3 separate regions of the Homo sapiens genome follow, and all the other regions are linked to region 3. A link is a loop called in an ENCODE intact Hi-C map of the cell type or tissue named here. Cell type or tissue: PC-9. All regions are shown on one strand. Links, peaks and the distances in the headings refer to the core of each region. The heading gives the core; the rest is flanking DNA.

Region 1 (11,143 bases), core at 2,979-7,978, 410 kb before region 3:
ACACCAAAAGCAATGGCAACAAAAGCCAAAATAGACAAATGGGATATAATTAAACTAAAGAGCTTCTGTGCAGCAAAAGAAACTGCCATCAGAGTGAACAGGCAACCTACAGAATGGGAGAAAATTTTTACAATCTACCCATCTGACAAAGGGCTAATACCCAGAATCTACAAAGAACTTAAACAAATTTACAAGAAAAAATCAAACAACCCCATCAAAAAGTGGGCAAAGGATATGAACAGACACTTCTCAAAAGAAGACATTTATGCAGCCAACAGACATATGAAAAAATGCTCATCATCACTGGCCATCACAGAAATGCAAATCAAAACCACAATGAGATACCATCTCACACCAGTTAGAATGGCGATCATTAAAAAGTCAGGAAACAACAGGTGCTGGAGAGGATGTGGAGAAATAGGAACACTTTTACACTGTTGGTGGGACTATAAACTAGTTCAACCATTGTGGAAGACAGTGCGGCGATTCCTCAAGGATCTAGAACGAGAAACACCATTTGACCCAGCCATCCCATTACTGGGTATATACCCAAAGGATTATAAATCATGCTGCTATAAAGACACATGCACACGTATGTTTATTGCGGCACCATTCACAATAGCAAAGACTTGGAACCAACCCAAATGTCTATCAATGATAGACTGGATTAAGAAAATGTGGCACATGTACACCATGGAATACTATGCAGCCATAATAAAGGATGAGTTCGTGTCCTTTGTAGGGACATGGATGAAGCTGGAAACCATCATTCTGAGCAGACTATCGCAAGGACAGAAAACCAAACACCACGTGTTCTCACTCATGGGTGGGAATTGAGCAATGAGAACACTTGGACACAGGGTGGAGAACATCACACACCGGAGCCCGTCGTGGGGTGGGGGGAGGGGGGAGGGATAGCATTAGGAGATATACCTAATGTAAATGACGAGTTGATGGGTGCAGCACACCAACATGGCACATGTATACATATGTAACAAACCTGCAAGTTGTGCACATGTACCGTAGAACTTAAAGCATAATAATAAAAAAAGTTTACCTGTCTTTTCTTTTTCCTGGATGTACATGGTTTTGATAATAATACTGTGATTTACATTGTACCTGTTAACTCCTGGTTCTTGGCTGTCTTTCTTTTCCAAGCAGCCTCAGCCGTCCTGGGGAATGGGAAGAACAGGAAGATCAATCCATTCAATAGGCTGTTACAATTGCTACAACCCCTGCCGGCTTACATGGGAGGGGGCTTTTAAAAAAGGTGCCTTCCAGGTGGCAATTCCATGCATCTGAGCAGGTAAGGCCAGGTGCAGGGGAAAATATCTGATATGTTGCAACTAAACTAAGGGAGAAATGAAACCACAGGTCTGCTGTCTCCTGGCACATATGTACATGCTTTGTTCCGAGTTATAAAATTGTGTGTATGAAGTTGGGAATTATCCGAACCCAGAAGTATCCTCATGTTCTTCTTATGTCACTAGTCTCCCGTACACTCCTCCCTGGACCCAAGGTGGCTTTATCTTTAATTACCATTCACCAAGTTTGCACGTGGTATTTCTCATTAGAAGGCGAGTACCTCTTTGTCCAAGCCACTGGGAGTGGGGAGCACTCAGTATGGCCTATCTTGAAGCTGTAACCCCACTCAGGTAGCCCCTACGCTGTTCTTAGCTTTCTCACTCCTGAGGTCAAAAGAATACAAACTATTCCAGCTCTGCACATGTCTCCTTAATGTGTCTGTCTCTTTATAAAGTCTTCTTGGAATTCACATCTTTTTATAATTTACTAATTTAATTCATTTTATATCTACAAATCTACTTTTCTTTCCCTTCTCGAGTACAATAGATTATGACTTGAAATCTTCTCTCCAATCAATACTGTGCCCCCAACACCGTCTTCCCTCCGTTTGTCACTAGAACAAAGCATTTGCTTATTGTATTTCACAATCGTGGTGACACCATCTGTACTGGTTGTATAATGTTTGGTAGGCTTTGTCATAATTTACTTAAACATCCTCTTGTTTACTGAACACTAGGGTTATTCTGATTCTTCACTGTTGGGAATGGTACTGTAATAAACATTTTGGAACATGAACCTTTTTTTTACCTTTTAATACTTTTTTCTCCTTAGAATAGAGTTCAAATAGTGGCCATTTCCATGTGATAGCCTCCATTAAAAAGCAAGCATTTCCCACACATATTTATGCATGTGTTAGATTCTTTGGTGGGGGTGGGTAATGGAAATGATTCCTTTTCAGTCAAAGAACTCTTTTTCTACATTTCCCTTCTTTTTCCTCCTTACCTTACTTTCTCCTCTGATCCTGCCTAGAAATCAAATCCAGGACACCAAAGCATGAGCCTTAGGAGAGCATTGCCAGGGCTGCTACGAGCAATAAAGTTATGGGTGAGCGACTTTACATCGTTACTGATCCTTCTTTTTCATTCAGTCTTCTCTGAGATCCCATCCAGTGCTAACGATCTTTGAGTCCTTAAACCAGTCTTTACTCAGCTCCTCCATCTTCAAGTACAGCCCTCTCTGCTTTTGTAATTAGCAACTAAGAATGTTCAATTTGTTATAAGTAATTAATTTAATTAATTAATAAAGTTACACTTAAGAAAGACTTTTGGGCCAATGCTTCATCACACCCAAGTTCCTTTTCTACTTCTTTTATCTGGAAAAGTAAATTTAGGCTCCAAAAAGTTTTCTGAAAAGCTAACAATGCCTGCTTTTTACAGAGGATGGTATTTTTTTTTAAATTTACTTCTATACCCTAAAAAGTACTTAGAAGTCTAAGATTAAATTCTCAGAATGGTCCTGTCTTTGGTAGTCCTAGTTTTCCAGGACCAAAGAAATCATGCTCCTTGTTAATTTTGCAAATCATGACAATACAGTAATAATAGTTCCTGATTGCCTAGTACTTTTACATATGTTATATAATTTATTCTTCTGTACAATTCTATAAACTGGGCAATGTAGATTTGCTTATCTTTATGGATGAGGAAACTGAGACTCCAGAGGTTACTTGCTTAAGACACAACAAGCCTCTTGGACTTGGATCCAATGGCTGATCTGGAGATTCCAGGGAATCTCTAGAGCAAGCCATTTTATACCGTTCTTGGCAAGCTCTGATAGCTCGCAATGCCTTCCTTATTTTGGGCTAAACCTCTCTCCTGAGTTGACTTCTACCCACTCACTTGTCCTGGTTTTAGCTTTCAGGCTCCATAGAAAAAGTCTAATATTTTGCTTCCATGTGACATGAAATTTGGGGACAAAAGACCAAAGTGTCCTTTGGGTCTGCTCTTCTTCAGAAGAAAGAAGTATGTTCCTTCAGCTATTTCTCCAATGGCATGATTTTAGCCTCATTACCTTGGTGAACATGTTTGTTTTAAACTGAACGTGATTCTCCGATGGGGTCAACATACAGAATAGCAGGATGATCTTCCCTCCTCTTCTAAAAGTTCTAGACCTGCCTAAACTACCCATTAGCTTTCTTGCCTGGACACCTTTAGGTTATATTCAGTTTACAATCTACAAAAGCCCTCTACCCATTTCCTCCTCCCCTCCCTCCCTCCCTTCTTCCTCCCTTCCCTTCTCTTCCATTCCCTATCCTTCCTTCTTTTTTTTTTTTGAGACAGATTCTCTCTCTATTGTTCATGCTGGAGTTCAGTGGTGCGACCTACTAGGCTCAATAGATTCTCCTGCCTCAGCCTCCCAAGTAGCTGAGATTACGGGTGCGTGCCACCACCCCAGACTAATTTTTGTGTTATTATCATTTTTTCTTTTTAGTGGAGACGGGGTTTCGCCATGTTGGCCAGGCTGGTCTTGAATTCCTGGCCTCAAGCGACCTGCCTGCCTCAGCCTCCCAAAGTGCTAGGATTACAGGAATGAGCTACCACGCCCTTACCCATTTCATACAAGGTACTATTGAGTTATGTCTTCCCGGTATTGAGCTCGTGCCAATGTCTTTTTGGATCAACTACAAACACACGTTTTTACTTTTCCCTATGTTACTTCACCTTTTATTAAAGTAGATTTGGTTCCCAAATTCTAAGCTGTTAAGATTTGAAGACAGTTTAATTCAGATTATTGTAGAGAAATCTAATTCATTCTTTGTAATAGGCATATAATGACTCCTACAATCAATGAGTCTCAATTTATACAAGTATCCTCTTATTGATATATATGGGCATTGTCTTGATTTGAATTTGTTTTGCCAACTGTAAGCAATGCTACAAGAAACGTACTTCCATATATATACTGGTGTTTTATTTAAAAAAAAAATAGTCTTAAAAGCTGGGTCAGAGGATGTCTGCATTTGTAATCCTAACGGCTATGAATAGATTATTTTACCAAAGGTAACAACAGTACAGAGTAATGCTGGCAGCATGTGAGGTAGCAAGAAGAGTTAGAAATAGATTTAAAAACAAAAGCATAAAAGAGTAAAATAAAGCTAGGAGTAAAGTAAGTCTCTGAATTTTTTCTATACCATACGTGTATTCCTTTGATAAAAAGCTAGCGAAAAATTCTCTCCTAAAGCTTTTTGTTATTAAGCCTGTGGAAATAATGGTCTTTTTCTCTGCACTGCTGAAGTATTTACTATTTGCAAAACTCACTATTTGTTCCATTCCTGAGGCAATTAATCACAGAGGATCCCTGACCATCAAGCGTTCTATTGTTATAATGAGCTGTCATTCAGAGCTTTCATTGTCATCCACATCTTTATGACTTAAGAGGTCAACCTTGGAGTCAAACGCACCAGGGTTCAAATTCCAGCCATTTACCCACTTACCAAGTGTGTGGTTTTGAGGCATTACTTAGAAGCCTTAAGTTTCAGCTTCATCTGTAAAATGGGTATAATACTTCTTTACTTTCAAGTATTCAGAATTAATAATGTAATGTATACAAAGCCCCCTGGAAAAGTGCCTGGTACACACTACTACTGGATGATTAATATTTACACATACTACCACTATTGTATGGTTAGGTGCCAGGCTTTGCAAAGCACTTTACATACACTTTCCTAAAACCAGAACTATGGCTGGGCACAGTGGCTCGCGCCTGTAATCCCAACACCTTGGGAGGCTGAGATGGGTGGATCACTTGAGTCAGGAGTTCGAGATCAGCCTGACCAACATGACAAAACCCCATCTCTACTAAAAATACAAAATTAGCTGGGCATGGTAGCGCTTGCCTGTAGTCCCAGCTACTTGGAAGGCTGAGGCATGAGAATCCCTTGAATCCAGGAGGGAGAGTTTGCGGTGAGCTGAGATCATGCCACTGCACTCCAGCCTGGGTGACAGAGTGAGACTCCATCTCAAAAAAACAAAACAAGCAAACAAATTAAAATAGAACTATAATTCACACATGTAGCCACTCAACTAATGATTTCAGAATAAAGTAAGTACTATTACGACTCCATTTTGTAGATGAGAAAATGAGGATCACAGAGGTAAAAGTAACTTGTCTAAGGTCAAACAGCTAAAATAAAACCTTCATTCAATGAATGTTAATTATACTAATTACTACTAATCTTGAGATTGCCTCAATATATGCAGCTTGGAACATGAGACTGATGAAACTTTAGGGTAGCTACTGGGATAATGAGTGACTGAAGGAGCTAACCCTACTTTAGGCTGCAACCAGCACCTACGTCCCAAAGGGCTAGAGTGGCGTGGGCAGGCATTCTATCTCTCTGCAGAGTGTAGCCATAAAGTGGAGAGGGTGGGGCCAGAGCCGGCTGAGAGTGAACGTATCAGAAATGCCAGAAGGTGGCAGTGTGGGGTGGTACCTGGAGAGGTATGCCTGGGGTCAGTGAGATGGCTGGGCCTCACAGGGACGGGTTTGGCAAGGATTAAGCTGCATTCATGATGGGACTTCAGTCTTTCTGGGATTAGGGTTCAAATCAGAAACAGGATAAAGTTCAGTAGTGACAACACAGTCACAGCATGGGGTCAGAGGGGATTATAGCTCTCAGGGTCATGGAGGGCCCTGGGGACTCACCCCACAGGCTCATGGCCTGAGGACCCCCAATATCTGACCAACGGACTAGGGGTTGGTAAGCCAACAGCTCCCGGGCCTCTGTGTCTGCTGTCAAGGGAAAGCGCACGGGGAGGGAACCTGCATTCATTGGGCAGATTCAAAGCCTATGTTAGCCATGTTTAGGCCCCAAGAATACACGGACATTTCAAACTCAGGGTTCCTTCCCCTGTGTTCTGTGTTCTAGCACAACCGTTCTGCTTTTTAAAACCTTCCTGTAGCTCTCTTGATTCAAATGAATACATCACTTAGAAGTTAAAACCAAAGGACATAGCGTATATCCCAGATGAACAGCAAGGATGGGTCTTTGAGGTTTGCTTTTTCAACAGCAGTTTTGCCTCTGGTCTCTGCACCAAAATCGGGTCCCTTCCTCATCTCATACATTCTCTCTTTGCTTTTACAGTTCAGAAAACTGCAGCATGTGACCCTCAGTGTGTGTCCCTCTGTAAAGCATCCACTTACATAACTTTTCCTGCTATTATCTAAAAATATATCAGTGCACTTGGCTTGAGAATGTTTTTGAGACTTAAATTTACACTCAGCACTTCAAAAGCATCACAGTAAGCCTGTTGAAACTTCCAGTGTGAAAGCTCAGAAATTCTAATAAGCACTAGACTACACTCACAAATAAAAAACATTCTTTCCAATCCTCTCCTGTAGGACTCAGGGAGAATAATTAGAACAATAGAGATAATACTCTCTGAAATTAAGCCAATTTCAGCTCTCTCCAAAGGTTTTCATTAAATGCAGGGGAAAGCCAGAGATATGAGCTGGAATCTTTTCCTAGCCACTTGCTGGCTGTGTAATGTGGGATCATTTGGCTGATCTTCCCAAATCTCTGTTTCCTTATTTGTAAAATGGGAGTATTTGAAAACTCCAGGAGTCATTGGGAAGATCAAATTCTATTATGCACCTGCAAGCTACAAAGCTGTTGTACACCTCATAACTGAGCGCCTTCTTTTCCTTTTCCTTCTTTTTTTGTAATTTATGTATTTATTTTAATTTTTTTAAAGTAGAAATGGGGTCTTACTACATTACCCAGACTGGTTTTGAAATCCTGGGCTCAAGCGATCCTCCCGCCTCAGCCTCCCAAAGTGTTGGGATTACAGGCGTGAGCCACAGCACCCAGCTTTCTTTTTCCTTTTATCTTAATTGTGCTTTGGTTAGTTTTTGAGACTGAGACATTTGACAGGACTTTGAGATGGGCCGCATGGCAGAGGAAGACCAGGAACTGAGACTCTAGCGTGGCTCCACCTCTCACTGCATTGTCTCGGGAAAGCAACCTTCATTTCTGCATCTCAGTTTCCTTTTATCTGAGAGATGTGGATCTTGACCAAATAATCATCAATGTCTCCTCTCAATCTATGATTTAGGGTTTAACCTTTAAATTCGGCAGCACCCTTTCATGAATGGTCTGAGCCAATGACGAGACAGCAGCATTTCTCTTTTGGTATTGCCAGATTAGAGGTCTCGCTGGTGGCTTTTGACTCATACCTGTTTTCTTTCCTGCTTTGCTCTATGCTTTCCACAGCGGTGATCTCATTCAATTCTCACAAGAACCTCATGAGTCAGAAAAGGCAGATATGACTGTCTGCATTTTACAGATGATGAAAATGAAGCCTTGGGAGGGTGATAAATCTGCCCAGATCACCCAAGTAGTTGGAAAAGTCAGTTCTCCAGAGGTTGAAAGGGCCTCGACTCTCCAGGGACTGGGGAAACCCACAGAGAGAAACCCACTCCCCTGCATCCAGCCTTGTCTGAGCTCCCATCCTCTCTTGTAACAGCCTCATAACCAGTCTTCCTCCTCATGCCCTTCCCCTACCACACAGTTGCTTCTCAACACAGCAGCCAGAGTGGAGTTTTAAAAATGTAAGTCAGGGCTGGGCACAGTGGCTCATGCCTATAATCCCAGCACTCTGGGAGGCTGAGGTGGGTGAATCACCTGAGGTGTAGAAAGAGAGAGAAAGAAGAGAGAGAGAGAGAAGGAGGAGGTGTCACACACTTTTAAACAGCCAGATCTCATGACAGATCACTCATTATCTCGAGGACAGCACAAAGACATTTGTGGGGGGCTGCCTCCCCATGACCCAAACACTTCCCACTAAGCCCCACCTCCAACACTGGGGATTACATTTCAACATGAGATTTGGAGGGGACAAATATCCAAGCCATATCACTCCTCCTCTGCCCTCACTAATTGTATATAGTTAATTGGCCTACATGTCTTTCTTCCCTGATAAAGTGTGACTGCTAAAGTCACACTTGCAGTTCTGAGCGAACCAGGATGATGGTTCACCCCCACTGTGAGCTCCATAAGAGATCCTGTCTCACTTTTCTTTGTCTTTCCAGAGTCTAGGTGAGACCTGGAGCACCAAAGTGTTAGTTAAATAAAAAATGTACACATGCGTACTCCAGCTTTTAGAGGCTGGACTGTGTTCACTTTGAACTACTTTAAAATGAGCTCTAGGCTGGGTGCAGTGGCTCATGCCAGTAATCCCAGCATTTTGAGAGGCCGAGGCAGGCGGATCACTTGAGGTCATGAGTTGGAGACCAGCCTGGCCAACATGGAAAAACCCTGTTTCTAGGAAAAATAAAAATAAAATAAAGTAAAATAAGCTCTACACATCTTGGAAGAAAGTGAGAAATATCACTATGAATAAATCCTATTAGAAACAGGTCTTTTTATGCACCCTGGCAGGCTGGTTGGCCCGTTCAGACACACCTTGAAATGTGCAAATCGAATACACAGGGTGGCCCTCAGCCTGTAGTATCTTGCTGCTCAAAGCATGGTCCATGCACTAGCACCAGTGGTATTGCCTCAGAGCTTGCTAGAAATGCAGAATCTCAGGCCTTACCATAAAACTGCTGAATCGGAATCTACATTTTAAGAAGATCCCAGCTCATTCATATACATAGTAAATGTCAAGAATCGCTGCTTTAGGGCCCGTTAGAAATACCTGTGGATCCACATCTACTTTGCCAGCCTTACCCTTGCAAATGTTGCTTTGAAAGATTGCCAGGTAGTGCTCAGGCATCTGATTTGGAAAAAAAAAAAAAATGTTTATTCGCCAGGCGCGGTGGCTCACGCCTGTAATCCCAGCACTTTGGGAGGCCGAGGCAGGCGGATCACGAGGTCAGGAGATTGAGACCATCCTGGCTAACAGGGTGAAACCCCGTCTCTACTAAAAATACAAAAAATTAGCTGGGCGAGGTGGCGGGCGCCTGTAGTCCCAGCTACTTGGGAGGCTGAGGCAGGAGAATGGCGTGAACCCAGGGGGCGAAGCCTGCAGTGAGCAGAGATCATGCCACTGCACTCCAGCCTGGGCGACAGTGAGCCGTCTCAAGAAAAAAAAAAATGTTTATTTTGACATGCAGCAAAGATTGAGAATGGCTAGAAATGTGTTTTTCTTATTGCCCTTATTCCTGAAAATATGATACTTGGACCACCTGTATCTGGTGCTTGCAGAAAGGACTGATTTCCAGGCAATATCTCAGAATATGGAATCAGAATCTTAGAAGTAGGGTAAGGCACTGAAATTGGTATTTTCCATAAATTTTGTAGGGGATTCCTATGTATACCAAAGTTTAAAAACCTCTGCCCTAGGAAGAGGAATGATGGAGAAGTGATATGAGTGCTCCTGGGTTTTTTGCCTGTCTGGAATTCCTTCACTACCGCCAATACCCCCATTTTGTAACATTATTCTTTTGGAGATCCACTTCTGTTTTCAGTCCACCTGGATTAGATACGACCGACCTTTCCTCCTTCCAGAAGTGAGCATGTGATCTAGGCCTTACCAGTGAAAGAATTCCTTCCCCCTGCCCACAGCCATTGCTTAAAGATTGAGCACAACTCAGGGTTTATGAATGAGATTGGCACCATTTCTAGAATTATTGGGGGAAGAGATGCTCTTTTTGCTAGATTCCTGAGCAGAAGTCTTGGGCTGCTGGAGGTCATCTTTGCTAACCTTTGGGGGAACCTGTCAACACAGAAGAGGGCTGAGGCAGATGGAGGTGGCAAGAAGGGCACCCTGCCACTCACAAAGCCCTGAGAATGACTTGTGTGGATTCAGGCCTTTAAAGCTGACTGCAGCACAACTTGACATTAGGTATTAAATGAAGAATGAGCCTGTTCAACATGGTGAAACCCTCTCTCTACCAAATAAAGATATAAAAATTCACTGGGCATGGTGGTGCATACCCGTAGTATCAGCTACTTGGGAGGCTGAGGTGGGAGGATCACTTGAGCCTGGGAGGCGGAGGTTGCAGTGAGCCAAGATCATGCCACTGCATTCCAGCCAGGGCAACAAAGCAAGACCCCATCTCAGCAACAACAACAAAAACAAATCTGTGGTCAAATAGCTTGTGAAACTTTGCACTGAACACATTTCCACAGAGTTTATTTCTCAGGACTTCTCAGATTATTATTTATTTATTTATTTATTTATTTTTAGAGACAGGGTTTCACTCTGTCACCCAGGTTAGAATGCAGTGGCACGATCCTACCTCACTGCGGCCTTGGACTCCTGGGCTCAAGGGATCCTCCTGCCGCAGTTTCCTGAGTAGCTGGGACTACAGGCACATGCCACCACAGCTGGCTCATTTTTTTTATTTTTGTAGAGACAGGGTTTCACTATGTTGCCCAGGCTGGTCTGGAACTCCTGGGCTCAAGTAATTGTCCTGCTTTGGCCTCCCAAAGTGCTGGGATTACAGATGTGACCCATGATGTCCGGGCTCAGAGTCCTTAATATGTCAAAGTACATTGTAAGTTTCTAAGATGTTGCATTTAACACGGGTAGATCTAAAAAAAAAAGATATAGCGGGTTATGGTATAGTGTCCCTTGGGAAAAAAGGGCAGGAAGCATAGGTTAAATGGTTTACAAAGTATTTTCACACCTATCATTTTATTTAATGCTTCCAAGAGTTTTTGAGGGGAGCACTTTTGCCACAGATGAAGAAAATAAGTCTCAAGGAGTTGGGTGAATTGCCTAAGGCTGCCCAGCCAGCTGGCAGCTGCCCTAAATCCCCAGGGGTCAGTGGCAGAGTAAGATGCGGGAGACTTGGCAGCTCCTGACCCCAGCACTGGTCATTCTGATGTTCCCCT
Region 2 (11,143 bases), core at 3,213-8,212, 500 kb before region 3:
GAAAAAGGTCAAGTCTAAAATTTAATTTAAAATTGTGTAAGGCTTCCGGGCCCAGTGGCTCATGCCTGTAATCCCAGCACTTTGGGAGGCTGAGGCAAGAGGATCGCTTGAGCCCAGGCATTCCAGACCAGCATGGGCAACATGCGCTTGAGCCCAGGCATTCCAGACCAGCATGGGCAACATGGCAAAACCCTGTCTCTATAAAAATTAGCCAGGTGTAGTGGTGCATGCTTGTAGTCCCGGCTATTCGGGAGGCTGAAGGTAGGAGGATCTCTTGAGCCCAAGAGGTCGACACTACAGTGAGCCAAGATCATGCCACTGCACTCCAACCTGGGTGACAGAGCAAGACCCTGTCTCAATAATAACAATGAATAAAATAAAATGGTGTATGGCAACTGGATGAAGCAAATGTTAAACCCTCTGTAGAAGAACATACCTTAAACCAAGGCTTTCAAACTCTCCATGAAATCTGAGCTCACAGTAAAAAGATAATAATAATAATAATAAGCAAAAAAACCAAGATATTGTGGATGACAGCTAAGAAAAATAATGATCAACAGAATGTTGGAATTTCAGGTTCCAAATAAAAATAATTGCATTTTAATATGTTTAATATAAAAATAAGGCACATGGAATCTTAAAAATGATCATGTAGATTTGAAAAAGAACCAAATGGAATTTTTAGAAGTAACACATCAAATAACTGAAATAAAAACTGAATGGATAAATTAGATACAGCTAAAGAGAGAACTCGTGCAATGACAGAGTTGAAGAAATTATTCACAATGCAGCACAGATGAACAAAATGATTTTAAAGGATTGAAAATATTAAAGCGAAAGTGATGCAGAATATGGGATGAAAACATTTTACTTATACCTAATCAGAGTTATGGCAAGAGAGGTGAAAGAAATGTATGAGAAATTCAAGACAGAACGGCTGAAAATTTTTCAGAACTGACAAAGTACACCAACTGTCATATTCCAAGAGCCTAAGGAATCTCAAGCAGGATAAACAAGAGGAAATTTATATGTGGACAACAAAATAAAATTACATAACATTGAAGACAAGGAGTTATTAAAACCAGCTATGGAAAGTATTCCCAAAGGAATGACACTTAGATTAACAGCTGGCTTTTCAACCCATAATGCAATCCAGAAGACTACAAAATGATCTAATGCTCTGAAAGGAAAAAATATATTAAAATAGAATTGTATACCCAATAAAATTAACTTCCAGGAGCAGAGTAAAGATATTTTCATCCTAGCAAAATCAGAGTTTTCTATTAAAAGACCATTAAGAAAGAAAATTCCAAGTGATATCCTTCAAGCAGAGAAAATAAATGATCCCAAATGAAAGTACAGTTTTCAAGGAGAAAAGATAAGCAAAAAAAATCCTAATAAATATACAGTCAAAACTCAGTGGAAATTTACTTAAAAAATAATTGTCTAATTTGTGGGATCAGTAAAAAATAAGATAAAATTAAAATGTAAGTGAGGCAGGAGAATTGCTTGAGTCCAGGAGTTCAAAACCAGCCTGGAAAACATAATGAGACCCTGCCCCTATTTTTTTTCAGTAAAAAAATTTTTTTCTTTAAATTAAACAAATTAAAATATAGGAAGAAAATAGGAAATAAGCTAGGGTTGAAATGATCAAAATTAAAATAGTCTAAGTTCCTTATATTATTTTTGAGAAGGGTAAAATATTAACTTTGTATTTTAAAAAATAATTATTTATATTAAAATGTTCAGGTGGTTACTAAAAGTATATACATAGAGTATACAACTTCCAACTTAGAAGAGAATAAAAAGAGAATGAGCAAAAGAGAAATATGATTAAAACCTTAAAAAAGGCAAGGAAAGAGGAAAAAAAGGAAACAGAATTGGAAGGACAAATGAAAAGCACAAAATAAGGGAGCATAAATAAATCCAAACCGGGTCGGGCACAGTGGCTCACGCCTGTAATCCCGGCACTTTGGGAGGCCGAGGCTGGTGGATCACGAGGTCAGGAGATCGAGACCATCCTGGCTAACATGGTGAAACCCCGACTCTACTAAAAATGCAAAAAATTAGCCGGGCGTGGTGGCGGGTGCCTGTAGTCTTAGCTACTCGGGAGGCTGAGGCAGGAGAATGGCGTGAACCAGGGAGGCGGAGCTTGCAGTGAGCTGAGATCCCACCACTGCACTCCAGCCTGGGCGACAGAGCAAGACCCCATCTCTAAATAAATACATAAATAAATCCAAACCAATCATTAATCTCAATAAGTACACAAGACTAAACAACCCAGTTAAAAAACAAAGATTTTTAGAGCGGATTAAAAAAATGTGACGGCTGTAACAATTCTTAATAACTATTTACTTAATAATGTGGCTTCAAGACATATAAAACAAAAACTGATAAACTTACACAGAGAAACAAACAAAAATCCACCTTTATCTTTTTTCCATTAGTCATAAGACAGAAAATAAGTAACTGTGCAGTTGATCTTCCAAGTGTAATTAACAAACTTTATCTAATGGATAAATAATATACTGCATCCAATACTTGGAAAACACACATCCTTTTTGTTTCAGTTTTTATTGCTGCCATAACAAATACCACCAAATCAGCAGCTTAAAACAACGCAAACTTATTATCTCAAAGTTTTATAGGTCAGAAATCCGTACAGGTCTCACCAGGCTAAAACCAAGGTACCAGGACTGTTTTTCTTACTCAGAGCTTTGGGGGAGAATCTGCTCCTAGCCTAATGTAGATTGTTGGCAGAGTTCAGTCCCGTGCAGTTGTAGGACTGATGTCCCTGTTCCTGCTGGCTGTTGGCCTGAGGTTGTTCTAAGCTTCTAGAGGTCACTTCACAACCCTTCGCTCATAGAGCCCTATGTCTTCAGAGGTAGCAATGGTGTTTGAGTTCATACACTCATCTCTCTTGTCTTCTCTTCTGTCACATCTCTGATTAGCAGAAGACGTTTCTCCATTTTCACAGGCTCATATATTTAGATTGGGCCCATCTGGATAATCTGTGATAATCTCCCCATTTCAAGGTCTGTAATCTTAAACACATCTACAAAGTTTTTATGTGTGGTATATATTATAACATAATTACATATTCCAGGCATTAGGGCATAGGCATCTTTGGGAGATCATTATTCTGGCAACCACACTTTCCAAACTTACATAGAACGTGCAAAATTGTACTCACACATAATCATAAATAAACGTCTACAAAATTCATGTTCTGTGAGCAAAATGTAATTGTGTTACAAAGTAACAAAAGGATAATTAGAAAGCACCAAAAGTTTAAAAATTAAGAAATATAGTTCTGCATACTCATGGACCAAATAAGAAATCAATTACAAGTGGAATAAATAAAAGTAATCCATACCCAAACCTGTGAAGTATAGCCAAAGAACTACTTAGAGGCAAATTTATAGCTTTATATGGTCAGAGGAAGGTTTAAAAATATCTCACACTGTTATCTCTCTCAAGATGTTAGAAAAAGAAGAACAGAATAAACACCAACTAAACGAAAAAAAAATACTGAAGATCCTAGTGAAAATTAATGAAATAGAAGATAAATACTCAACAAAGAGGATCAACAAAGTCAAAGATTGGTTCTTTGAAGATAATTAATAACATTGACAAACCTTTAGCAGCATTGACCATTAAAAAATGATAGATGGCATAAATAAATGTAATTAGGAATGAAAATGGAGACATAAATACAGGAGCAGCAGAAATTTAAAAGATAATGAACAGCCTGATTATTAAATATATGCCAATAAAATTGCAAACTTAGATAAAATGGACAAACTTCCAGAAAAATAAACTTACCAAAACCAAAAACAAACTCAAAAAACATCTTAAATAGTTTTATAAACCTTCCAGAAATTCAATTGATAGGTAAGGTCTATATAAAGAAAACACCAGGCCCATTGGTTTTTCAGAGAAGTTCTGACAATTATTTACGGTTCAAATAAGTATACTTTTACTGAAATAGAAAATAGAGCAAAGTATAGGTGGGAAATTCCTTAATATTACAAGGAGTACTTATACATAATTTACAGTAAATATCATACTTATTTGTGAAAGATCAAGAGCAAAATAGTGATATCCTCTTACGTACCATTTTTATATAACGCGTTCCTGAAGGTCTTCCTAGCTAACAAGGCAAGAGAAAGATATGCTAAAAAGTTTAAGAATGAAAAAATGCTCCTAAATGGTGTTGGTTTTTGTACACAGAAAAGCTTATCTAAGAAATTATTAATATTAACAAAAATATAGTGGGTTTCTAACAAATCAATGTAGAAGTCAATTTTATTTCTCTATACAAGCAACAAATTTAGAAAACACAATTTTAAAAAGATAAAATCTGTGAAAATAGCAAGGATATAAAGGTTTTAGAAATGAATGCAACCAAAAAGTGTGTAAGCTCTTTATACCAAAAAGTATTAAAGTTTATTAAAAGACAATTTAAAATAAATATGGGGGTATTCTATATATGTGAATAAGAAAATTAATGTATTATATATGTCAATGCTCCCAAATTGACCTGTGTAGATGCAATACAATTCCAATAAAAAAGTAACTCATAAAAAAGGTAGTGGGATGAATGATTATCCATATGGAAAAAAATTTAATTTGAATCCTTGCTTCATAGCATACACAAAATGAATCCCAGGTGGATTAAATACTTAAATATGAAAGGCAAAACTATGATTATTTTAGAAAACAACACAGGGGAAGATCTTTATAAATCAGAGACAGGAAAAATTTCTTTTACAAAACTCTAAAAACATGCATTCCATAGTGGAAAATATATGTTTAAATCACTTCAAATTAAAAAGTTTTCATCAAAGTCACTATAAAGAAAGTGAAAGGCAATTTACAAAGGATTAGAATCCAGACTCTAGGAAAATCTCAATGAAATACCACTTTACACTCTCAGGATTAAGAAACATTAAAAATCTTGAGATATTGGCAAGGATGTGAAACAATGGAAACTCATATCTTTTCGGTGGGAGTGTAAGTGGTACAGCCACTTTAAAAGACAATTTATTGCGGCATTATTCACAATAGCAAAGACTTGGAACCAACCCAAATGCCCAACAATGATAGACTGGATTAAGAAAATGTGGCACATATACACCATGGAATACTATGCAGCCATAAAAAATGATGAGTTCATGTCCTTTGTAGGGACATGGATGAAATTGGAAATCATCATTCTCAGTAAACTATCGCAAGAACAAAAAACCAAACACCACATATTCTCACTCATAGGTGGGAATTGAACAATGAGAACACATGGACACAGGAAGGGGAACATCACACTCTGGGGACTGTTGTGGGGTGGGGGGAGGGGGGAGGGATAGCATTGGGAGATATACCTAATGCTAGATGACGAGTTAGTGGGTGCAGCGCACCAGCATGGCACATGTATACATATGTAACCAACCTGCACATTGTGCACATGTACCCTAAAACTTAAAGTAAAATAATAATAATAATTAAAAAAAAGACAATTTTGAACTTCAAAGTAAAGTTACAGATCGCATACCCTACTGTCTGGCATTGTATGCCTCGGTATATACACCAGCAGTGGTTCTCAAAGGGAAGGTCAGTGGACCACGTGCATCAGAATCAACAGGGAGGCTGCAAGATGCAGATTCCTGGACTCCATCTCAGAAGGAGTCAGAATTCTCAGGGATGAGTCTGCGACGTTTGTAGGTGTTCCAGGAAATTAAAAGGCATGCTGAAATTTGAGATCTACTGCCCTAAGGCATCTCTAGCACGGAGGTAGTGTGAGACACATACAAAATATTCTATAGCAGCACTGCCTAAAAAAACAAAGGAAACTACCCAAATATGCAGCAATGTAGAATAGGTAAATAAATAATGGTAAATTCACACGTTTTAAAACCATATAGCAGCAACATGCATCCACAGGGTAAATCTCAGGAACATAATAACATGGGAGGAAAAGCAAAGAAGACCTACAGTATCCTTATATTTATACTAAATACAAAAACATGCAAAATCAAACAATATGTAATCATATGACTTAGGGATACATGCGTATAAAATTCAGGGATTATATAAGGAATAATAAAAATAAATTTAAAATAGAGGTTTCCTCTGTAAGAAGGAAAGGTTGAGCAGTAAGAAGGATCACACAGGGCTTTTGGGGATACTGGTAATTTTATGAATGAGTATTCATTTCATTATTTTTCTTTACATCTTACACATATGATATAAATATATTTTTATATGTATTCAATATTTAATACAAAATTTTTTGAAAGAAAAAAAGGATAGTTGAAGAGATGTTGGTTAAAAGTTGATTGCTTACATAGCAAACAGTTGTTAATGCCTCTGAAACTGTTTTTGACAGCTCTTTAAAATATTACAGATGGGCACGGTGGCTCATACCTGTAATCTCAGCACTGTAGGATGCTGTGGCGGGAGGATCGTTTGAGCTTAGGAGTTCGAGACCAGCCTGAGCAACATGATGAAACCCCATTTCTACAAAAAATACAAAAATTAGCCAGGTGTGTTGGTGCACACCTCTGGTCCCAGCTACCAAGAGGCTGAGGTGGGAGGATCATTTGAGCCAGGGGGGTCAAGGCTGCCACGAGCCATGATTGTATCACTGCACTCCAGCCTGGGTAACAGAGTCAGAGCCTGTCTCAAAAATTTAAAAAAATAAATTCTTACTGACTATTGCTGCTCATCAATTTTGCCTCTAGGGCAGAAATTATGGAAAGGGAAAGCCAGTGGGGAAGAGGCAGAGAGAATAATTTTGCAACATTTTGACAACTGGCATTTTGGAAAACATCTCTTAAGTTTTCAAACAACTATATTGATCTGTCAATGCTTCAGGCAATTAAGGAGAGTTCCTAGAGAGGGTGAGCCATGTATGATTACGTGTGCCCTGTCTATTTTTGATCACACTGACCAGGAGCAAGCCAAGTGCCAAGCAGTTAATAGGATGTTCTCAAAGACCACCTTTCCCATCGTGCCACCTGCCGTACTCCTTCAAAATAAGATAAATATTTTCGTAAAGTGTCCTCTGACACCACTGAAGCCATGTATTCCAAGCTATTTGTGTCCTGCTAAATAATGTGGCTTCTCTATATTTCTGATTTAAAGAAGACACATTGAAATTCCATAAAACCCTACAATCTCCAACACGGACTTGGCTTCTGAGTTGCAGTTTCAAAATAACTCTCTGTGGAGCTTAAGTAGGTCTATTCAAAGCTGATAGAGTTGTGAGACTTGATTTGTAGGTAGCATTCCAAAGATGCCCACCCGTTTCATTATGATGAAAAAGATGAAGTCCCAGAGAAAGGGATGCAGCAAAAAATTCACATTAAAATAATTCTTGAAAATAATTCACACAATTACAAATGCATTCGACAAAAGGTTGGAAGCTGATCCAAGCTTAGAAAGAAGCCTGACAATTCACCAAGGGTATAGAAAAGATGCCTGCTTCATATGGCAAGTAGCGTGGTGAAAGAAGAGAAGCGCTTTTCAAACTACTTTTGATAAGTTTCTTATAAATAAAGTACTTTAATTCTCAATGTTTCTCATGTTTTAAATTACAGTGTACTAAATACATATTAGTTTTACTATTTTTTGATTTCCTTATATGTTTATAATTGATAGTATGATCAATTTTAGCGCTTTGACAAAAAATTCTTAAAAGTCAAAAATCAATCATATATTTTTTTACAGTTATTAAGAATACTTTGTGGGGTTACAGCTTCTTGGTCATTTTTGTAGTTCTGCTCTGCCATGCTAAGTAGGGATTGCCCGTATAGCATGTTGATTTTGCATATGTGTTTCACTTAAGGAATTTCAATGTAAGGGAAAAAAAACATTTTTAATTCGGTTTGTTTTCCTTAGGCTTTATATTCTTTAGGAGGCAGTTTTGCCTATGACAAGTTGATTAAAACTAAGTAAGCTTATTAATATCTAAAAGGACTGTTAACTGTAGAAAAATAGTTTCTTTATTGAAGGGTTGTCGGCACGTCTAATTTATTAGCTTTGTCATCGTCTGTGAGTGAGAACATAAATCTTGTTTAGTGATCAAGATGAAAAACACTTGGAATACCTACCATAGCAAAATTCTCCACATACTTTCCAAAGATAAACACATACATCACCTTAGGCTCCTAAGTGGGAAAGTTTGATTACCTACATCCAAAAATATGAAACCCTATTATAGATGTCACATGAATGAAAACTGCACAGCAGAACTTTCCATTGATAATAGCACTATGATTCCAAAAGTGGGCTAAAAATTCAAAATGCCAACAAAAATAAACAAGCAAAATGCCTTTAAATATCTAAAATAGTATAAAATGTGACCAAACATGGTCGTCTTAGAAATAAGAGCTAAAGGGTGGTGTTTACTCAAAAAGTTAGGGGCATCAGGTCTTTGGGATGAATTTGAGGTCTTATTAGTGAGTCAGTCATGTCCAATTCAAACTAGCTTGAGAAACGCAGGAATAGGAATTTATTGGCTCAACGTACAGGGGCTGTAACTCAGGCATGGCTCACTCCAGGTTCTCCACACCGCCTGCAAATTTGCACGTCTCCATCTCTCAGCTCTGCTTTCCTTTTCGGTGGCTCCCCTCTCAAACAGGCAAGATAATTTCTGAAAGTTCCAGACCTGCATCCTCTGGCTTAGCAACTCCAGCCAGAAGAGAGCTCTTCTATTCATACGGGAACGCCCAGAGTTTCAAGACTGACTCACGGCCCCGGGTGCGGTGGCTCACGCCTATAATCCCAGCACTTTGGGAGGCCGAGGTGGGCGGATCATTTGAGGTCAAGAATTCGAGATCAGCCTGGCCAACATGGTGAACCCCGTCTCTACTAAAGATACAAAAAATTAGCCGGGCGTGGTGGCATGTGCCTGTAATCCCAGCTACTCAAGAGGCTGAGGCAGAAGAATAGCTTGAACCCGGGAGAGGGAGGTTGCAGTGAGCTGAGATCGCATCACTGCACTCCAGCCTGGGTGACAAGAGCGACAATCCATCTAAAAAAAAAATAGCCAGGCGTGGTGGCACATGCCTGTAATCCCAGCTACTCGGGAGGTTGAGGCAGGAGAATCGCTTGAACGCGGGAGGTGAGGTTGCAGTGAGCCAAGATAGCACCACTGCATTCCAGCCTGGGCGACACAGCGAGACTCTGTCTCAAAAAAACAAACACAAAGACAAAATAACAACAACAAAAAAACCCCCTGACTTTTGGCTCGTTGGATTAGCACTGGTGTCTCTACAACTAGAACATATGCCCATCCTGGGGCTGGAGAGGAGGACAACATGAGCTCTTGCAAACCACACTGGCTGGCTGTGTGAGGGGTTGGTTTCCCCTGAAAGAAATCTGGGATCTCCAAGAGCAGGATAAATAAAAAACAGGGCAGGTAAAAGGGACAGATGATCATAACGGAATGACACAGAGCTTGAGAGTTTGAAAGATTTTCGAGATTAAATTCTAGGCTAAGTTCTACCAAGAAGAGATCTAGGTTACAGCCTTCTGCAAGGCAATGAATCCATTTCTGCTTTTCTTCCCACGTGGCCAGAAAGTTAATTCTGTGGATGAACAATTCCGGATGTTTGAGTTTTTATACTGTTGTTCAAATCTACCTTGCTGCAGTTTCTACTGTGGGCCCAAGTTCTATCTCCAGGAACACCAGAGTAGCAAATACTTAGTCCTTGAACACAGCTACTATCATCCTTCCCACCAGGGTTCTGAAGGCTGCCTCCCCACCGCACACACATACACAGCCAGAGGAAGATTAACTGTGAAGCGGTCACAGTTCAGGCTTCAGGGCCTCTCCCCACTGCAAGCCCATGGGTGCTGAGAGTTAGAGAGATTCCTAGGAGGGGAGGGGAAGCCAGGCTCCCACCAGGAAGCCATTTCTGCCTACATATCTCTGGTAAACTGCCTAGAGCTCTCAAAAGGAAAGTGACCTCAATCCTTAAGTCTCCAATGATTTATTGTGATCTGTTTTCTCATTCAAAATAAGCAGTCAAATTCCCATTTACTTTGGTCATTGTAATTTTGCATTCATTTTCTTGAAGGAGATTCTCCCCTTCTCACTCCTACTGTATTATACCAGGTTTAGACCCCACAAAACCTGGATCTGCCACTGTATAGAGCCTTTCCCCTTTCTCTTCTGTCCTTTTAATGCTGTAGCTTCCAGGTATTTTTCTATCTAGAGCAGCCTCCAGCTTTTTAAAGTTGGATGTCTAGAGCTGGAAAAAATGCCATGGATATGCTTTGGCTTGCAGAGTCAGGCAGGATCTCATTCTCTTCTCCTGGTGCCTGTGGTTCCATTAATGCAGGCCTGGGTGGTGACAGCCTCACTTTCACAGCACGTGCCTCACATGGCTTGTTCATTTCATCTGGGGTCTGTGCGGAACAGTAGCTCTTCTTCACTCTCTACTGTTTTGAGTACAGGTTTTGTAGTTAATGGATAGGTAACCAATTGTCAAGGTTGGTTGGAATTATTACTTCTAATGTGGCCATCATTGCCTGCTTTGAGGGACAAAATTTTAAATGTAACACAAATGTCCAGAATGCAGGTTTTTGAGGAAAAGGAAAAATGAAATCTTACTTGAATCCATCCTGTCTGTCATCCACATCATTTTGGTGTAACTTTGTCAGAGTGTTTATAAGTGAACATGTTTTAGCCAGGCATTTGTAGAGACTGACTCATAAAATGAAAATCCAAATGGAATGTAAGCACCCCTGAATGTACCTTCACCTTTTAACTTTTTTTTTTTTTTTTTTTTTTTTTGAGATGGAGTTTCGCTCTTGTTCCCCAGGCTGGAGTGCAATGGCTCGATCTCAGCTCACCGCAACCTCCGCCTACCGGGTTCAAGCAATTCTCCTGCCTCAGTCTCCCGAGTAGCTAGGATTATAGGCATGTGCCACCATGTCTGGCTAATTTGGTATTTTTAATAGAGACAGGGTTTCTCCATGTTGGTCAGGCTGGTCTCGAACTCCCCAACTCAGGTGATCTGCCTGCCTCGGCCTCCCAAAGTGCTGAGATTACAGGCGTGAGCCACCATGCCTGGCCTTAACATTTTTTTAGTGTGACTATCCAGTAGTAGTTTCTATATAGTTAACATCTATTAGT
Region 3 (11,143 bases), core at 2,391-7,390:
ATTTCCCCCTATCATCACCCTCACTGCATAGCAGCACTCTTTTTCCTCTTCGCATTTAGTATTTTTACATTTCAATGGGCCTACTGTAGCTAAAAATATCGTTTATGGCAGCATCTTTTTTAGAAGTAATGACACTTGCTGAAATTAGGCAGTTTTGAGCTGTGCCATAATCCTAGTTTGGGTGTGGGGCATCAGTGCTTCTCAGACTCTACCATGCATTGAGGATCTTGTTAAATTGCAGATTGATTCATTAGGTCTGGGTTAGAGATTGAGTTGCTGCATTTCTAACAAGCTCCAGGGAACACCGATGCTGCTGGTCCAAAAACTACACTTTGAGGAGCTTGAGCAATTCACTGAACTGCAAAGGGCCTCTGTTTACCCATCTGTGAAATGAAAAGCTTGGAGTAGCCGGTCTTTGAGTGCCTTCTTTTTCCACTCCACCCCCCGCCCCTGAGACGGAGTCTCACTCTGTTGCCCAGGCTGGAGTGCAATGGCGTGATCTCGGCTCACTGCAACTTCCACCCCCCGGGTTCAAGAAATTCTCATGTCTCAGCCTCCGGAGTAGCTAGGATTACAGGCACCAGCCACCACGCCTGGCTAATTTTTGTATTTTTTAGCAGACATGGGGTTTCTCCACGTTGGTGAGGCTGGTCTTGAACTCCTGACCTCGGGTGATCCACCTGCTTCAGCCTCCCAAAGTGCTGGGATTACAGGCGTAAGCCACCACGCCCGGCCTAAGTTCCTTATCTCCAACAGTGAAAGAAGTTGTCCCTTGAGCAAATATAACTAGGTGCATCCTGAATTTTTCACTAGGACAGTTGTGAATATCTTCTTCCCTTCATCCCGCAGGACTGCACGCAGGTCCACAATGAGGAAACAAAGTGTGAGGCCAACCAAGCAGCTGACATTCAAGCAGCCACTTCTCAAGGGAAAAAACACCCCTGAAAGAGAACACTCTGCTCCAACTGGCATTTCTCCTGGTAGTGCATGATTATAACGATGTACATCATTTTCTTTTCCCAAAAGGAATAGATTTAGCAAGAACCTGAGGCTAATTCGCCCATTAAGGGAACAAAGAGTGAAATAAGGGAGGAGAATTGACAGAAATATTGCATCCGTAAATACCTTGCCAAAGAGCTTGCAGAAGTCAGCTCTCGGCACAGGGAGTCTCAGTGTCTTCGACAGAATTTGACTTGTCCTGGCTACTCCCTTCTGTTTGTTTCTCCCGCATGCTTTTCTGCAACACTAAAAGGTAGGCAGAAGGACAATATTAAAAGATGGGCAGAAGCAGCTCAGAATGCCTGGGCTGACTCCAGTGGCCGCCTAAAATAATGGGGAATCTATAGACATCTTTTCTTGTTTACCAGTGGTGGGCAAATGCTGCCACGCTAGTTCTGTAAGAACATGAAACATGTGTTATTCACCCTGATAGAAGAAAAACTGTAAATGCGCTCTAGTTCAGTTAGGGTATCAGATAAGACCGTGAGTGGCTGTTGGGTTCAATTCTCTATTTTTGCAAAACTGGGCTGGAATTATTTACTTTTAGTAACAATGCATTCGCCCCACCTTCAAACATTTTTCTCCTCCTTCTTTCCTTTTACTGGAAGAGAGTTTCATTTGTTCACAAAACTCTTTTTCTCACTTTAATTTCCTTTAAATTCAGTCCGTTTTGACTCCTAAGGAAACTTTCATTTTTAAAAAAGGACCAAACTCCTTTGTTTTTCTCTTAGATGGATGATGCCCTGCCCTGCTCTCCAGCAGCCCCCACAAAGTTAGGAGGTTTTGTTTCTTAAATTAGGCCAGAACTAGTCATTCTGATGAACTCCAACTCCAATCAAGGACATTGGCCAATCTGTCAGAACCTAAAATAAAAATAAATCCACTAGCAGTGTCTTCCACTTTGAATGTTTATCCTGCTGGGTGCCCCTCTTTCTTTCTGCAATGGAAGAACCCGCTTCCATTTTGCAAGTCTGTGTGTGCCCCCTCGTTTGGAGCCATTTGCAATCTCTTGCACTCCCGTTTCAAGGTGGAGCCCCAGCCAAGATGAGTTTCTCTGAAGAGCTGCTACCCTAATTCCTCCCGTTCACTTCGAAGCTTGTCAGGGGGACCCAAGCAATAAGAAGGTCAATAGGAAAACAAATCCCACCTTATTAAGTCTTGTTTGATCTTAAAACCACATCATCCGAGATTTCAGCGACATTATGCTGGCTCCGCACAAGAGGAACAGAGTTTTCTTATGAAAATAAATTAGACAAGCACACAGAAGAAAAAGAAAATGATGTGCAACGGTTAAAATGTTTGAGAGCCTTACATGTGGCCAGCGAGCTCAGCAAAGGACACTGGTTTCTTTTTCTCTCTTCTTTAGTCTTTTATTCCCTACTCTCTGTTCTCCTTGCAGCAAAACAAATATTTTTCCTACCACAAATATTTTTAAGGTGCTACTTTTCAATTAACGATGTTTTATTTCTTTTGTGTGATGGGGTTTTTCTTTTTCGCACTGAAATGATAAAGACACTGAAGATGGCAAAGGGAAGCCCTAGGAACAGCCTTGCTACAATCCATCAGCTGCGATAATATCAAGATGAATATATTGTCAGGAATCTGTATGTAGCATTTCATTTATCCTACCCACTCTGCTAAGAGCGGCTCCCCCGGGGATTACATTATTATTCAAGCTTCCTGGACTCACTCCAAATGCATATTGCAACTACAATTCAAAGGGAAACTTATAAAAGGTGATAGGAAATAGACCTTCTACAGAACATTTTTTAAAAATTAACCTTTTCAGAGTTTAATTCCATCCTATATACCTATAAATAGACCAGCTTTCAGGAACTAAAAACTAATCCTATAGTAATAACACAAAGCTCAATTTCTCATTCCATACGATCATTAATATTACTTTAAAAATCACGAGAAATCTCTTCAACTTCTTAAGCATTGTAATTCATTTCTGTACACCAATTCAAGAAACCTCATTAGTTTAGGTGGCCTTTTTGCAATACCATCCAAGGCACGCAAATATTTGGAATTTTTACCTTAGGTCAGAGTTTAAGAAAAAAATGATTTCTCATTTCCAGAAAGGATTTATGAATGTAGAAAAATGCTTTTGTGACAGTGACATGTTTGTGTTACCTAATTCACAAATAAAATAAGCTATATAGAATATATGAAGTAAAAATCAAAAGGAAAAAAGAGAAAGGATTTTATATAAATGGTGGATAATTTTTAAGTAAAAAAAAATCTTGTTACATCCTTAACATTTTTAAATCTTGTTACATCCTTAACATTTTTTTCTATAACCCAGTTTCAATACTCCAATCAAATGTAAGATGGAAGAGCTTTGATTTGAGAGAAAAAAAATCCTTTGAACATTGATCGACATGTGATTTGTGCAATTATTTAACCTGGATTTAACTCCCTCTACTCTATGCTCAAATCACTTGATTGACTGAGATGCTGTTTCCATTGAGCTGGGTTTACAATTATCTTTAAACAAGCGAAACTTCAAAGGCTGCTCAATGGGTATTTTCCGTTCTTCATGAGAACTCGTAAATGTATAACCTGCATATAAACAAGTCACTCTACCTAATTAAATGGAATCTCTTCCTCTCTATTAAAAATTTAGAAGTGCTGCCTGGGTATAAACATGTCATCTCAGAAGGTGGGAGGAGAGACCCTCTTAACGTCCGTGAACAACCAGCTGAATCTCCTTTAAGCAAAGCCACGTTAATAATAGCACAGACACATAAATTATTCTAATTATTTTATTATCAGTAAAGATTGGTTAAACGGAAAGGGTGTTCATTGTTGGCAATTATGCCCTCAAGTTTTATCTGACTACTAGGGAAATGCAGTCCAGGGCTTTAATTTACTTCAGAGACCGTCACATAGCTTCTTGCCCACTTTCTTTTTCAAACATCTGTATCCTAGAAGAGGTAACAGGTAATGGAGCATTTTCGCTGATGGCTGCGTCTAGACTGGAAAATGTTTTTTTGTTTGTGTTTGTTTGTTTGTTTTTGTTTTCTTTAATCACATTTCTAGACTTAGAACTCTTAGGAAAATGATCCATAAAAGGTCTAGTTTGGAAATTGAAATGTTCTTAAAGCGTTTTGAGTTTGTGTTGTTTCGTTTGATTGTTAAAGGAAGAAAAGGTTCTTAAAGTCCTTGTCCCTTTTTTGAAAACTGATGGAGAAATTATAAAGCACCTCCAGCTAATGAAAATAGTTTACCTTGAGCTCAGGATTCACTGCTATAGCTCCCAATCTTCTTTTTTTAAAAAAAAGAAAAACTCTTTTCATAAAGTTTGAAACAATATTTGTGGCATTAAGCTTTATATCATAAGACCAGGCAGAAATTGCAGCATGTAAATGTTTGAAAAGGAGACGTAGACTTTTGAGCTGTGAGGTGCTTTGTTGGAGCGTCCTCTTGTGGTCAAATGTCATCAATACAACTTTAGAGTCACTTTTTTTTAAAGGGCGGTTTTGACAAACCCACAGTAGCGCAATGTTGACACAAGTTGCAATTCAGGATTGAAAGTTTGGTATCTTGTTAGATTTTGTATCCTCTCCTATTCTCCAGAAACACCTTAAAATGCATTCACTCAAGCAAACAGGAATTCATGAGAGCTCTTAAATATACAAGAACTCTTAAAATACACAAAAATTATGCACAAATGCAAGGCAATGCTCCTTACTGATCTGGGAACAGAGAAAGTCTACCTCATGAGGTGGCATCTCTCCCCAGGTGTCCTTCAACTGGCCATGGGAGGGACAGTTTTTTCCCATCAGCACCACTGTCAGAGGCCAATAGCATGAGATGTAGTGGCTGCAGGCTGGGTGGATCATGTCACCCATCACTGCCCCTGTGACGTTGAGTGCACCCATCTGCAAGGAGAAGGTATATCCCCAGTGGAGCAAGGCTCCCAGAGGCCTCAGTTCTTAGATGGAAGTGAGTATGGCTTTTCTCTGATACCTGTTCCAATAGGGAATTCAAAGTGAGGGGGAAATATTAAAGGGAGTTATTATATTCAAGTATTTCCATAATTTGTTAACTGTAAAATATATATCATTTTTATGGCTTCAAAATAATCTACTTAGAAGCCTCACTAAAGATAAGGATCTTTGTGAAAATTCCTGCCTTTGACCAGAAATCTGGGTTAAAACAGATTGAGAAATGAGAGCTTCTCTTTGATACCTCACATTTTTAGGTCTTGAAGGGACTCTGGGCATTATAGATTTCAAACTTCTCATTTTACAGATTAGAAAGAAAACAAAGAGGCTGGGCACAGTGGCTTATGCCTGTAATCCCAGCACTTTGGGAGGTCAAGGTGAGCAGATCACTTGAGGCCAGGAGTTCAAGACCAGCCCGGCCAACATGGTGAAATCCCGACTCTACTAAAAATACAAAAATTAGCTGGGTTTGGTGGCAGGGGCCTGCAATCCCAGCTACTCAGGAGGCTGAGGCAGGAGAGTTGCTTAGACCCAGGAGGTGGAGGTTGCAGTGAGCCAAGATCACACCACTGCACTCCAGCCTGGCTGACAGAGTGAGAGAAAGAAGGAAAGAATGAAAGGAAGGAAGGAAGGAAGGAAGGAAGGAAGGAAGGCAGGCAGGCGGGAGGGAGGGGGAGGGAAGAGGGGGGAGGGAGGGATAGGGGATGTGGGGAGAGAGAGAGAAGAAAAGAAAAGAGAAAGAAAGAAAAGAAGGCACAATGAGGGATAGGGACCTGCCCAGGGTCTCCTGGTAGAAAGCAGCAAACTTGGGATGGGAAGGGAGTGTCTCAGCTGTAGTTAACATGGCCCACCCTCCTTGGCTCCATCTTGCCAAAGAGCTTTCTGGCATCCAATTCCTAACACTAGCCTGAAGTTCCCAATTTGCCTCAATTGCCCCTACACTTCACCTAAAACTTCTGTCCTGCCACTGATTGGTCCATCCTGGCTCTTTCCTCATAATGATAAATAAATGATCACCGTATTCTTTAAGATAAGACTAGCCGCATTTGAAAATCACATAATATAAAGCATCCTCTCTGAAAATTTCTGGAATTCTCATTCCTTGTTTATGTACCTGGATTTAACTCCCTCTACTCTATGCTCAAATCACTTGATTGACTGAGATGCTGTCACTCTTGTCACTCAAGAGTCTTATACAAAATAGGGTATGGAAAGAAACTAATAATGTGCATTTTTATTATAAATGCCAATTTTAGCACATCTCAATGACTGATTTTATAGATCATTAGGAAGTAGCTTTTAGTCATTTATGAAAATAAAAGCCCATAGAATTATTCATCGTAGGTAAAAGAAAAAACTGAAGAAAGGTCTTTGATCAGCTGCCCTAAGGTTTTCAGCTAATATATGACATAGAAATGTGTAAGGGTTCTGGGAGATTGATGGACCGCCAAGATCTGAGATGGCTATGGTTGCCGCAGACATCCCCACAAGATGGCGCTCTTCTTTATTTTCCATTCATCTTAATTTTAAAAAGTGATTTTTACAGTTTCAGAATAAAACAGAATCATGAAATATGTAGATGGTTTCATATATTATCCTGTTTAATGTTGCAACATACATCGCAGTTATAAAAATCAGCGTCCCCCTCCCCCACCCTGTCAGGAGGCGATCCCTGCCTGGATCCCCAAGGGTAGGGTGAGGGGTGTTGATGGTGCTCTTAGGAAATGCCAGGACTTGGCAGAAAGGGAGTGTGTGGGGTGTGGATGTGTGTTGCAAGATTCTGTTTTTCCTAAAAGGTGAATTTAGTCTTAAAAGTATGTTAATAAGATTTTCTCATATATTAAGAGTTTTCTATCATCAAGGCTAAAGCAGAGGCTTCCCAATCACAGCCCCTTCCTCCACAAATTCCCCTCCTGAAGGGACTGTGCTGTCTATATCCCCTCCCTCCCACAGCAGTTCCTCTCCTGGGCTATTGAAATAGCAATGGATTCATAACTCTCTTTAGAAAGCAGCAGACAGCAACTGATTTCGCAGGAAAATGAGTAAAAAGAAAATAATATGTTGAAGTTATTTTAAAACCTCATGGATTTGGGCTAGAGTTCCCAATGATTGCCTCCACCATACTCTGGTTCCAAAAACTAGACTGAAATATTTTGCTAATAAAGAAATTGATCCTGGCTTTTCAACAAATGAGGCTGGAACAACTGGATGTCCATATGCAAAAAGAATAGCCTAGAGAAAGACCTTATACCTTACATAAAAATTAATTCAGAATGGGCCAGGTGCAGAGGCTCATGCCTGTAATACCAGCACTTTGGGAGGCCAAGGCAGGCGGATAACTTGAGGTCAGGAGTTTGAGACCAGCCTGGCCAACACCCTGTCTCTACCAAAAAATACCAAAATTGTCCAGGTGTGGTGGTCCACGCCTGTAATCCCAGCTACTTGATTGAGACAGGAGCTGAGACAGGACAATCGCTTGAACCCAAGAGATAGAAGTTTCAGTGAGCCAAGATTGCACCACTGCAGTCCAGCCTGGGTGACAGAGTGAAACCCTATCTCAAAAAAGAGAAAAAAAAAAAAAGTCAATTCAGAATGAATGGCCTAAACATAAACTGCAAAACCATGAAAACTTCTTGAATACAACGTAGGAGAAAATCTACATGACCTTGGGTTTGGTGATGAGTTTTAAAATACAATACCAATAGCAATCTCCAAGAAAGAAAAAATTGGTAAGTTGGACTTTACTAAAATTTAAAACTTCTGCTCTGTGAAAGACACCGTTAGGAGAATGAAAAGACAAGCCACAGGCTGGAAGAAAATATTTGCAGAACACATATCTGACAAAGGACTCGTATTTAAAACCCGAAAGAATTCTTAAAACTCAACAAATGAAAAACAAGTAACAGAATAAAGAAGGTGCAAAAGATCTGAAAAGACACCTCAATAAAGAAGATATATATGGCACAGAAGTATACAAAAAGGTGTTTGACATCATTTGTCATTAGAAAATTGCAAATGAAAATAATGAAACACTACTGGGGCTGGGCGCGGTAGCTCATGCCTATAATCCCAAAACTTTGGGAGGCCAAGACGGGTGGATCACCTGAGGTCAGGAGTTCGAGACCAGCCTGGCCAACAGGGTGAAACCCTGTCTCTACAAAGAATACAAAAATTACCTGGGTGTGGGGGTACGTGCCTGTAATCCCAGCTACTCCAGAGGCTGAGGCAGGAGAATCGCTTGAAGCCAGGAGGCGGAGGTTGCAGTGAGCTGAGAACGCACCACTGTACTTTAGCCTGGGTGACAGACCAAGACCCCATCTCAAAAAACAAAAAAAAGAAAAAAGAAAAGAAACACTACTACACAACTATTAGATACTACACAACTATTAGAGTGGCCACACCCAAAAAATCTGACAATACCAACTGCTGGCAAGGATGTAGAGTAACAGAAACTCCCATTCTTTGCCAGTGGGAATTCAAAATGGCATAGCCACTTTGGAAGACAGTTTAACAGTTTCTTACAAAATGAAATAATCTTTTATCATGTGACCCAGCAATTGTGCTCCTAGGTATTTGTCCAAATGAGCTGAAACTTATGTCCCCACAAAAATTTGCACAGCAATGTTTATAACAGCTTTATTCAAAATCACCAAAAACTGAAAGCAGCCAACATGTCCTTTAATAGGTGAATGGAAAAGCAAACTGTGGTGCATTTATACAATGAAATATCATCTAGCAATAAAAAAAAAAGATATCAAACCACGAAAAGACATAGATGGCCAGATGTGGTGGCTCACGCCTATAACGCCAACACATTGAAAGACCAAGGTGGGAGGATCACTTGAGGTTAGGAGTTTGAGACCAGCCTCACCAACATGGTGAAACCCCATCTCTACTAAAAAAACAAAACTTAGCTGGGCGTGGTGGCACACACCTGTAATCCCAGCTACTCTGGAGGCTGAGGCAGGAGAATCACTTGAACCAGGAAGGTGGACGTGGCAGTGAGCCAAGATCTCACCACTGCACTCCAGCTTGAGTGACAGAGTAAGACTCTATCTCACCAGTATTCAACATTCTTAAATAAAAGAATTTTCAAACCAGAATCTCATATCCAGCCAAACTAAGCTTCATAAGTGAAGGAGAAATAAAATCCTTTACAGACAAGCAAATGCTGAGAGATTTTGTCACCACTAGGCCTGCCTTACAAGAGTTCCTGAAGGAAGCACTAAACACGGAAAGGAACAACTGGTACCAGCCACTGCAAAAACATGCCAAATCATAAAGACCATCAACACTATGAAGAAACTGCATCAATTAACAGGCAAAATTACCAGCTAACATCGTAATGACAGGATCAAATTCAAGCATAACAATATTAACCTTCAATGTAAATGGGCTAAATGCTACAATTAAAAGACAGACTGGTAAATTGGACAAAGAGTCAAGACCCATCTGTGTGCTGTATTGAGGAGACCCATCTCACAATGCAAAGACACACATAGGCTCAAAATAAAGGGATGGAGGAAGATCTACCAAACAAATGGAAAACAACAAAAAAGCAGGAGTTGGAATCCTAGTCTCTGATAAAACAGACTTTAAACCAACAAAGATGAAAAGAGACAAAGAAGGCCACTACATAATGGTAAAGGGATCAATTCAACAAGAAGGGCTAACTATCCTAAATATATATGCACCCAATACAGGAGCACCCAGATTCATAAAGCAAGTCCTTAGAGACCTACAAAGAGACTTAGACTCACACACAATGATAGGAGACTTTAACACCCCACTGTCAATATTAGACAGATCAATGAGACACAAGGTTAACAAGGATATCCAGGACCTGAACTCAGCTCTGCAACAGGCAGACCTAATAGACATCTACAGAACTCTCCACCCCAAATCAACAAAATATACATTATTCTCACCACCACATCGCACTTATTCTAAAACTGACCACATTGTTGGAAGTAAAGCACTCCTCAGCAAATACTGTCTCTCAGACCACAGTGCAATCAAACTAGAACTCAGGATTAAGAAACTCACTCAAAACCGCTCAACTACATGGAAACTGAACAACCTGCTCCGGAATGACTGCTGGGTACATAATGAAATGAAGGCAGAAATAAAGATGTTCTTTGAAACCAATGAGAACAAAGACACAATGTACCAGAATCTTGGGGACACATTTAAAGCAGTGTGTAGAGGGAAATTTATAGCACTAAATGCCCACAAGAGAAAGCAGGAAAGATCTAAAATCGTCACCCTAACATCACAATTAAAAGAATTGGAGAAGCAAGAGCAAACACATTTAAAAGCTAGCAGAAGGCAAGAAATAACTAAGATCAGAGCAGAACTGAAGGAGACAGACACACAAAAAACCCTTCAAAAAAATCAGTGAATCTGAGAGCTGGTTTTTGAAAAGATCAACAAAACTGATAGACTGCTAGCAAGATTAATAAAGAAGAAAAGAGAGAAGAATCAAATAGACACAATAAAAAGTGATAAAGGGGATATCACCACGGATCCCACAGAAATACAAACTACCATCAGAGAATACTATAAACACCTCTACGCAAATAAACTAGAAAATCTAGAAGAAATGGATAAATTTCTGGACACATACACCCTTCCAAGACTAAACCAGGAAGAAGTTGAATCTCTGAATAGACCAACAACAGGCTCTGAAATTGAGGCAATAATTAATAGCCTAACAACCAAAAAAAGTCCAGGACCAGATGGATTCACAGCCAAATTCTACCAGAGGTACAAAGATGAGCTGGTACCATTCCTTCGGAAACTATTCCAATCATCATTTTATGAGGCCAGCATCCTCCTGATCCCAAAGCCTGGCAGACAAAAAAAGAGAATTTTAGACCAATATCCCTGATAAACATTCATGCAAAAGTCATCAATAAAATACTGGCAAACCAAATCCAGCAGCACATCAAAAAGCTTATCCACCACGATTAAGTTGGCTTCAACCCTGGAATGTAAGGCTGGTTCAACATACACAAATCAATAAACATAATCCATCACATAAACAGAACCAATGACAAAAACTGCACAATTATCTCAATAGATGTAGAAAAGGCCTTTGACAAAATTCAGCAGCCCTTCATGCTGAAAACTCTCAATAAACAAGGAACTGATGGAACGTATCTCAAAATAATAAGAGCTATTTATGATAA

What was found. Peaks named below come from ENCODE experiments on the same cell type or tissue, not always from the same donor. Only the 100,000 strongest peaks of a DNase experiment are listed, where the experiment ranks them.
Region 1: a loop joins it to region 3, with 19 times the contacts of the local background. A loop is called at or near these places in 30 of 110 quality-filtered maps.
Region 2: a loop joins it to region 3, with 5 times the contacts of the local background. A loop is called at or near these places in 2 of 110 quality-filtered maps.

The regions. Positions count from the first base shown.
Region 1 is chr15:59,911,938-59,923,080 of GRCh38, forward strand. No RefSeq gene overlaps it. Among named protein-coding and RNA genes, the nearest start is that of FOXB1, 87 kb to the right of the region's middle. RefSeq lists enhancers at 7,689-7,738, 7,799-7,908. In PC-9, for the core only: a CTCF peak has its summit at 5,788 (motif pointing right); DNase peaks (open chromatin) are centred at 5,774 and 7,594; H3K27ac peaks cover 1,498 bases.
Region 2 is chr15:59,820,381-59,831,523 of GRCh38, forward strand. No RefSeq gene overlaps it. Among named protein-coding and RNA genes, the nearest start is that of BNIP2, 140 kb to the left of the region's middle. In PC-9, for the core only: no CTCF peak of the experiment used is centred there; DNase peaks (open chromatin) are centred at 5,771 and 8,111; H3K4me3 peaks cover 462 bases; H3K27ac peaks cover 2,494 bases.
Region 3 is chr15:60,322,589-60,333,731 of GRCh38, forward strand. No RefSeq gene overlaps it. Among named protein-coding and RNA genes, the nearest start is that of ANXA2, 70 kb to the right of the region's middle. In PC-9, for the core only: CTCF peaks have their summits at 4,411 (motif pointing left), 4,611, 6,505 and 6,705; no DNase peak of the experiment used is centred there.